2 separate regions of the Homo sapiens genome follow, and region 1 is linked to region 2. Evidence: chromatin loops called from intact Hi-C (ENCODE). Cell type or tissue: GM12878. All regions are shown on one strand.

Evidence for each region. Peaks named below come from ENCODE experiments on the same cell type or tissue, not always from the same donor. Only the 100,000 strongest peaks of a DNase experiment are listed, where the experiment ranks them.
Region 1: a loop joins it to region 2, with 2.3 times the contacts of the local background. A loop is called at or near these places in 3 of 110 quality-filtered maps.

What each region holds. Positions count from the first base shown.
Region 1 is chr15:77,964,751-77,968,750 of GRCh38, reverse strand. No RefSeq gene overlaps it. Among named protein-coding and RNA genes, the nearest start is that of TBC1D2B, 110 kb to the left of the region's middle. In GM12878, a CTCF peak has its summit at 1,778 (motif pointing left); a DNase peak (open chromatin) is centred at 1,758.
Region 2 is chr15:78,066,963-78,070,962 of GRCh38, reverse strand. The region is part of intron 1 of TBC1D2B (TBC1 domain family member 2B); the gene reads left to right. Among named protein-coding and RNA genes, the nearest start is that of TBC1D2B, 8.7 kb to the left of the region's middle. RefSeq lists enhancers at 1,816-1,865, 1,896-1,975. In GM12878, CTCF peaks have their summits at 1,153 (motif pointing left) and 1,876; a DNase peak (open chromatin) is centred at 2,112; H3K4me3 peaks cover 3,005 bases; H3K27ac peaks cover 4,000 bases.

The DNA of each region.
Region 1 (4,000 bases), 100 kb after region 2:
AGCTACTTGAGGATGTGCTCCACCAAAACAAATTAAAAAAAAAAAAAGGTACCTCCCCATAAAAAAAGTAGCATGGGATCCAAGAAACAGGAAGACCCTCCATAAATATTTTGGGGCAGGCCTAGAAAGCATCTAGTCTAAACTAGAGGACCGAGGGAAGTTGGGAGGAGGGTCCAGGAAAGAAGGGAACTGCTGGATTATCTGGTAGGGATTACCTTTGGGAAAACTGGATTAAGAGACATCTTATAAAACTATTAAAGGATCTGGAAGGCCTGGAGAAGCAAGGAAAACAAAGCACAAAAAAAACTGTTCTTAAAAAGAAATGCCATCTAGATGGGGCACGGTAGCTCATGCCTATAATCCCAGCACTTTTGGAGGCCAAGGTGGCAAATCACTCGAGGTCAGGAGTTCGAGACCAGCCTGGCCAACATGGAAACCCCGTCTCTACTAAAAATACAAAATTAGCTGAGTGGGGGCGGCAGGTGCCTGTAATCCCAGCTACTTGGGAGGCTGAGGCATGAGAATCACTTGAACCCAGGAGGCGGAGGCTGCAGTGAGCTGAGACTGCACCACTGTACTCCAGCTGGGGCAACAGAATGAGACTCTCAAAAAACAAACAAAAAACAGAAATGCCATCTTATTACAACACTTAGTTCAGCCATCAAGATTTACAGCCATAATAATGAAAACGTGGAATGTGGACTTAATCCAAATATGTTAACACAAAATTGGGATGAAAGGTGAGGGGACAAATGCACATACAGGAAGTGATGCAAGGGTGCTAAATCCCAACCTTCCAGATAATATCTAAACTGGAAAATCAATAAATGAGAGTCTAGCAATGCTTTTTGGAAATAGGAAAATAAATACAAGAAAAAGCTAACAGTGTTAAGTTTGAAGGTGGTTGCCTAGGAAAAAGCAATGGAGAGTGGGGAGAAGTGGGGCAGGTGTACAATGCTCTGCTGTTGCCATATTCTATTTTTTTTTTTTTTTTGAGACGGAGTTTTTTTTGCTTTTGTTGCCCAGGCTGGAGTACAGTGGCACGATCTTGGCTCACTGCAGCCTCTGCCTCCCGGGTTCAAGCAATTCTCCTGCCTCAGGCTCCTGAATAGCTGGGATTACAGGCATCTGCCACCACACCCAGCTAATTTTTGTATTTTCAGTAGAGAAGGGGTCTCACCATGTTGGCCAGGCTGGTCTCCAACTCCTGATCTCAAGTGATGCACTCACCTCAGCCTCCCAAAGTGCTGGGATTACAGGTGTGAGTTACCGCACCCGGCCAGTAAGCAAGGTCTGATGGGACAAAGGAGCCTGCGTGTGAGCAGAGGAGACACAGGCAATGTCTGTGTCCACCATTCCTTGCTGCCCCACTTGCATCTCACATTTACTTTGGTCCAGACTGCTGGGAGGCATGAGCCACCGTGCCCGGTCCTTTTCCCATTTTTAATTGGATTTATTTGTAAGAGCTCTTTGTATATTAAGAAAATTATCTCTTTGTCACAATAGTTGTTACTATTTCTCAGTTTGCTGTTTTCTGCTATAGAAATTGGAAGTTTTTATGCAATCAAATTTGTTAATCTTGTCTTTTTATAACATCTGAGTTTTGTGTTAGAAAATCCTCTGCCCACTCCAATGAAGTGAAATTCACGTGGTTTTCACTAATTAACCTCTTTAATCCAGATACAGAAATGCAAAGTTAAGTTTATCTAGTGAATCTTATCCAATACCCTGATAGTATCTTTATCAGTCCAGACTGACCACATGCAAACAGCACCACCTTCAGGCCAGCCTGAGAAATCTGCACTAAGCCCCCGGATGCAGAACTCCAGGCCACAACCCCTCCAGTGATTTTTTTGGGATGACATTATATTAACAAAGATGGGTTTCCCGACGTGTCCATCCTTACCAGGAATGGAAATGTATGCAAAAGGGAAAAGATGCAGGGGAGGATGGGGATGCACAGCTAAAACTTTCCAGCAGTCCATGAGTTCATTTACCTCTCTGTTCCTAAACTATGTCAACCCTTCACCACAAGAACTGGCACTAGCTTGTTACTGGAGAGTCCTAGAGAAGCCATCTCCTCTGTGTCTGATTCTGGGAAGCTGGTCCTTGCCAGTGTCAACTATCCTACATGAGACAGAGAGAAAGTCACACTTAAGACCAATATATGGTGAATGATCCTACTGAGAAGGGTCCTGGTGGCTGAGGCAGTACCCTAAGACCAGCCTGCCACAGTGGGGCAAGCCTGGAAACAAAGCGAAGTTCAAGGTTGCTCCCCCAAGAGATTCCTTTCTCTATTGGCCAAACCACAGGGGTGAGAGAGGCTCTGTTCCACCAGGAAGCATTCTTGGTTAAAAGCTTGAGAACTAATCTGGCTAACTTAAGTAAAAGGGACTTATTGAAAGACTGTCAGGGAACTGACAGAATAGAAGGGAGCTGATGGATCAGGCTTGAGAACAGTTAGGACCCAAGAAACAAAGAGGAAGGCCCCAAGAACCACAATAACAGTCTCTTAGCAGAAACAGTTCAGCCTCCCCACCCCATGACCTCTGGTGGTGCTACAACCATCTCGTTTCCCCACCTTTCTCACTCAAATTTCCACGTGCAAGGAAACAGCATTGGGTTGGCTGAGTAAGTCACATGCACACTCCCTGGATGCAGCAGGGTGAGAGAGGATATGATCTGGCTCCTAGCTTTTCTTACTAAGACCTCACACAAAGGCAGATTCTCCACTCTGGAGACTGAAGGCCTATCAGGCAGAAACAGTGTCACTACTTGTCTTTTAGACTCTGAGCAAGAAGGGACTTCGCCCCAAGGAATGCTAAGCCTAAGGCATTTGGGGGCCCTTAGCTCATCTAGAGTTGATGAAAAATGATGTGGGTGGGGACGGGGAGAACTGCTCCATAACAGTTCTTTCCATAACAGTTTTGATTGGAGAGTTTAGTCCATTAACATTCAAGGTGATTATTGATCAGTAAGGACTTACTCTTGCCATTTTGTTATTTGTTTTCTGGTGGTTGTGGTTTTCTCTTTCTTCTTTCCTCCTTCCTATCGTCCTTTTGGTGAAGGTGATTTTCTCTGGTGGTATGATTTAACCTCTTGCTTTTGGTTTTTTTGTGTATTCATTGCGTATTTTTTTTTTTTTTTTGAGGTTACCACAAGGCTTGCAGTACTATCTTATCACCCATTGTTTTAAACTGATAACTTTACGCTGCTTGCATAAAGGAACAAACAAACAAGCAAAAAGAAAACTTACCAAAACTCTACACTTTAAATTTGTCCCTCTGCTTTTTAACTTGTTGTTGTTTCTAGTTATATCTTATTGTACTGTCTGTGTCTTGAAAAGTTGTTGTAGTTATTGTTTTTGTTTGGTTCATCTTTTAGTTTTTGTTGTTTTTTTGAGACAGAGTCTTGCTCTGTCACCTAGGCTGGAGTGCAGTGGCACCATCTCGGCTCACTGCAACCTCTACCTCCTGGGTTCAAGTGATTCTCCTGCCTCAGCCTCCCAGGTAGCTGAGACTACAGGCGCATGCCATGACAATGCCCAGCTATTTTTTTTTTTTTTTTTTTGTATTTTTAGTAGAGATGGGGTTTCACCATATTAGCCAAGATGGTCTCGATCACCTGACCTCGTGATCCACCCACCTCAGCCTCCCAAAGTGCTGGGATTACAGGCATGAGCCACTGTGCCTGGCCTCATCTTTCAGTCTTTCTACTTAAGAGCTGTTTGCACACCACAATTACAGTGTTATAATACTCTGTGTTTTTCTGTGTACTTACTATTACCAGTGAGTTTTGTACCTTCAGATGATGTCTTATTCCTCATTAATGTCCTTTTGTTTCTGATTGAAGACCTTCCTTTAGCATTTCTTGTAGGATAGGTCTGCTGGTGAAATCCCTCAGCTTTTGTTTTTGTCTGGGAAAGTTTATTTCTCCTTCATGTTTGAAGGATATTTTCGCTGGATATATTATTCTAGGGTAAAAGTTTTTTTTTTTTTTC
Region 2 (4,000 bases):
TAATCCCAGCTGCTTGGGAGGCTGAGGCAGGAGAATTGCTTGAACCCAGGAAACAGAGGTTGCAGCAAGCTGAGGTGGCGCCATTGCACTCCAGCCTGGGCGACAAGAGCGAAACTCTGTCTCAAAACAAAAAACAAACTAGCCAGGCATGATGGCACATGTCTTTAGTCCCAGCTACTTGGGAGGCTGAGGCAGGAGGACTGCTTGATCCCAGGAGGTGGACATTGCAGTGAGCTGTGTTTGCTCCACTGTACTCCAGCCTGGGTGACAGAGGGAGACCCTGTTTCAAAAAAATAAAATAGCAAAATAAAAATGTTAAAACTGCCCTTGCCTTGTAGATTGTACAGAAATAGGCAGAGACTGGAAATGACCGCAGGCTGTAGTTCACTGACTTGTGTTCTAGGAAGGCCTCAGGAGCTTCCCACTCATTCACTCACTGTGTGTGCTTAGGCACTGGGGATATGACTGGACAAGACAAACAGTCCCTGTCCTCCTGGAGCTTTCAGTAGGTGGGGGGGACAGACGTTAATAAAATATAACAAACACCAACCAGTGCTAGGAAGTTTGAAAGGAAAGATATGCAATGCATGTATAGTTCAGGATCTTGATCTGGTTTATGGTTGGTGGAGGGCTAGGAAAGACTTTCCTGAAGAAGCGACATTTGAGCTGAGACTCAAAGGATGAGTTGGTGTTGACTGGAGCGGGGGTGGGGGTGGAGAGGAGGAAGTCAAGTGTTGTAGGGAGAGGAAATGGCATAAGCAGAGGCCCTTAGGTGGGGGTGCTGGTTGCATGTGGGACTCAAGGAGTGCCTGGTGGCAACTAGGAGTGAAGGGGACATAGCCTTTGGAAGAGGCAGGCCTTGGGCCAGGGCAGGATTTTGGTCTTCATCTTAAGAGCTAGAGTCAGTAAAGAGTTTTAAGCAGGGTTTGACAAATAGGTTTTTGTTTTCTTTCTTCTGCTCCCAGATAGATTGTTTTAGGCCATTTGTGCTGCTGTGAAAAAATACCGTAGACAGGGTAGCTTATAAACAACAGAAATTTATTTCTCATAGTTCTGGAGGCTGGGAAGCCCAAGATGAAGGCACCAGCAGATTTGGTGTCTGGTGAGGGCTCACTCTGCTTTAGAGGTGGTGCCTTCTAGTGGTGTCCTCATAGCAGAAGGGGACAGACAAGTTCCTTCTGGGGCCTCCATCTATGTATGTTTGTATATATGTATGTATGTATCTATCTATCTAAATGTATTTTTCTCCTCAAATTCCTTTTACCACTCTGGCCTCTTTCATAAGGACCCTGATCTCATTCCAGAGGGCTCTGCCCTCATGACTTAAATCACTTCCCACAAGGCTTCCCTCTTAGTACTATCATCTTGGGGACTGGGTCTCAACACGTGAATTTTGCGGGGACACACGTTTGGACTGTGGCACTGATGGTTTGGTCATGCCTAGTATTTTTATGTAACTAAGTTAGAGGATTATCGTGTTGGGTACAAAGGGTTGATGTATTTATATGTTATGTACTGGCAAACAGATTTAAAAGTAGATAAATGCAAAGCTGAACCTATCTTGAGCAGTTGCTTCTTAATTTTGTTTCTGAGTGGTGGGTGTTGTGATGGGTGAAGCTCGCTTTGGCAGGTGTGTGTGTGGCTAGGGCCGGCCCGCCCTGGTGGACTTCCTTTCCTGAAGCATTCCTAATGGCCCCCGGCATTGACTTCTCTCCTGCTGCACTTGCTTTGCTCATATGCACATTACCAGTTTCCTTCCTCTGTGGAGATGACGATTTCTTGAGAAATGGAAGGAGTATTCAGATGTACCAGCTCCCACCTCACGTCTGAGGGGGGTGGACCAGTCTCCTCGATCAGTTGCTTTTACCTTTGAGCCACTGGGGTGCAGACTTCCCACCTCCAGTCAGAACAAAATACAAACAGTAACACCCCCTTCCTCTAAAGAAAGAAAAAGACCCCCACCATTGTAGAAGTGACTGTCAGTTTGGGAGAGGGAGAGGCATTTTCATTAGCAATTTTCGGTTCTGGTATTTATGTAGTGGGATCTTAATGACATGTGATCGGGTGTTCACCCATATCCTGTCAGGCCAGCCCTCAGCTGGGTTTTGTTTGCTTTCACAGAGTGAATGCAATGTGGAAATGGTAAACTGGGTAGTGGTGACTAGTTAGTGGCTTGTAACTAGTGTTCTGTGAAGTACTTTGCCTGGAGTGCTCAGTTCAGTAAACATCTTGGCATTCAGATATGTGAGGCCATGTGAGGGGCAAGAAGCTGAGAGGATCCCTGGGGAGACTGTGGCTTTCGTGATTGTCCAGCAGGCAGTAGCTCACCAGCCAGCACAGGAGGCCCTCAGTCGGCTACAGATTCAGGATGGTTTTGCTCCTGGTCTAGTCTTTGAGTGTCTGCTGTTGTGTCCTACCAGAGCATCACCTCCTAGGATATTTTGTCAGTGTATTTCACTACTGTGCCTTTCATACTTAGAGGATCCCAGCACCTGTTAGATGCTTGTTGGCTAAATGCATGCTTTAAGCCCTCATATCCTCTGTGTGTGTGTGTGTGTGTGTGTGTGTGTGTGTGTGTGGGTGTGGTGTGTGTGCTTTCATTTCATGGTGAAACGGACGTTTGTAGTGTCCATTTACTCAGCAAATATTTTTGAGCATCTATCATATTCTAAGCACTATGCTGCTTGCTGCAAATACAGCAGTGAAAATTTTCCATTGATTTAAGAAACTGTAGTGTTAACTTTAAAAATAGCTTAGCATCTGATATAATCAAAGAATTGTAAGAGTTTTGAAAAAAACATTGAAGAGGCCCATGTTTGTCTGTAGTATTCAGCACTGAGATAAATATCACATGTCTGCAAGTTTTTTGATTCTGAGAAGTCTGGCACTTCTCCATAGTAAAGGAAGGGGAGGGGGCATCCATATGTAAAATACTAATCTGGATATGGCCCAGGGCCAGAAATCTGTGATTTGTGTAATAATTTTGGTGAACACTGCAGAATTGGAGAGTTCTGTATAACTGATTATCAAGAAAGCTCCCTGAAGAAGATGGGACAAGGGAGTTAGTAAATGTTGGTATAATTGTGTAGCTGCTCAAAGACTTAGTTCCTGTTTGATCAGCAACATGTGTTCCCTGTAAGCTGGGAATCACCATCTTCTAATGAGTTTGCATGCTTGGCCATTTTCTTAGCCTTTGCAGAGATTGCCTGGGAGAACTAGAATCCAGTGTGAGAAGTGGGGATTTGGTAGCTGAGATCCTGTGTGCTTCTTCTTTCTGCCCCTTTCCTAGGCCAGTGCTACTGTACCAGCAGACTTTCCTTGAGCAGACTGCCCCTGGGCTGGGACTTGTGTTGCTGAGTGTCAGATGGCAGGCCTGGCCGTGGCCTGGAGGTGGGCAGGCTAATGTTATCAGAGATGTTGATCTTGGATTATAGGAATTATTTCTAGGCAGCAAGCCCAGTATTCATTTTCCTCTCCAGCTCTCTGGTGTTCAGGAGAGGCTGTGCTTGCAGAGAAGGTGGCCAGCTTTCTAAATGGATGCAGCCAACTGGCCATTCACCAAACAGACTTTGTTGAGCAGGAGTCAAGCTTTGCCTCTGGCCTCAGGGAGCTTCTGTGTCTGTTTTGGGTGTGATTAGGGCATTGTCAATAGGTGGCTCTGGGAGCTGGAGGAAGGCATTCATTATTTTTGCTCAAGGGTCATTATCCCAAAGTTAGAACTGGAGAGGCCCTCAGAGATCAGCCCCCTTCCCATGTGTGATACAGAGAGGAAACTGAGTCCCACAGCTAGCTACCCTACCACTGAAACCTTCTCCTTCTCCAAACACATGAACGATATTTTACCATTTTAAACCCAGCAGTTTGATGATACTTGCTTTATATATCTGTCGTAATCCATTAGTAGAAAATTGGGCTTATTCTTTTTTTAGTAGTTGTATATGGAGACTCAAATTGTACCTTTAACCATTTTGTGTTGGGGCACAGATTTAAGAAGTTTAGT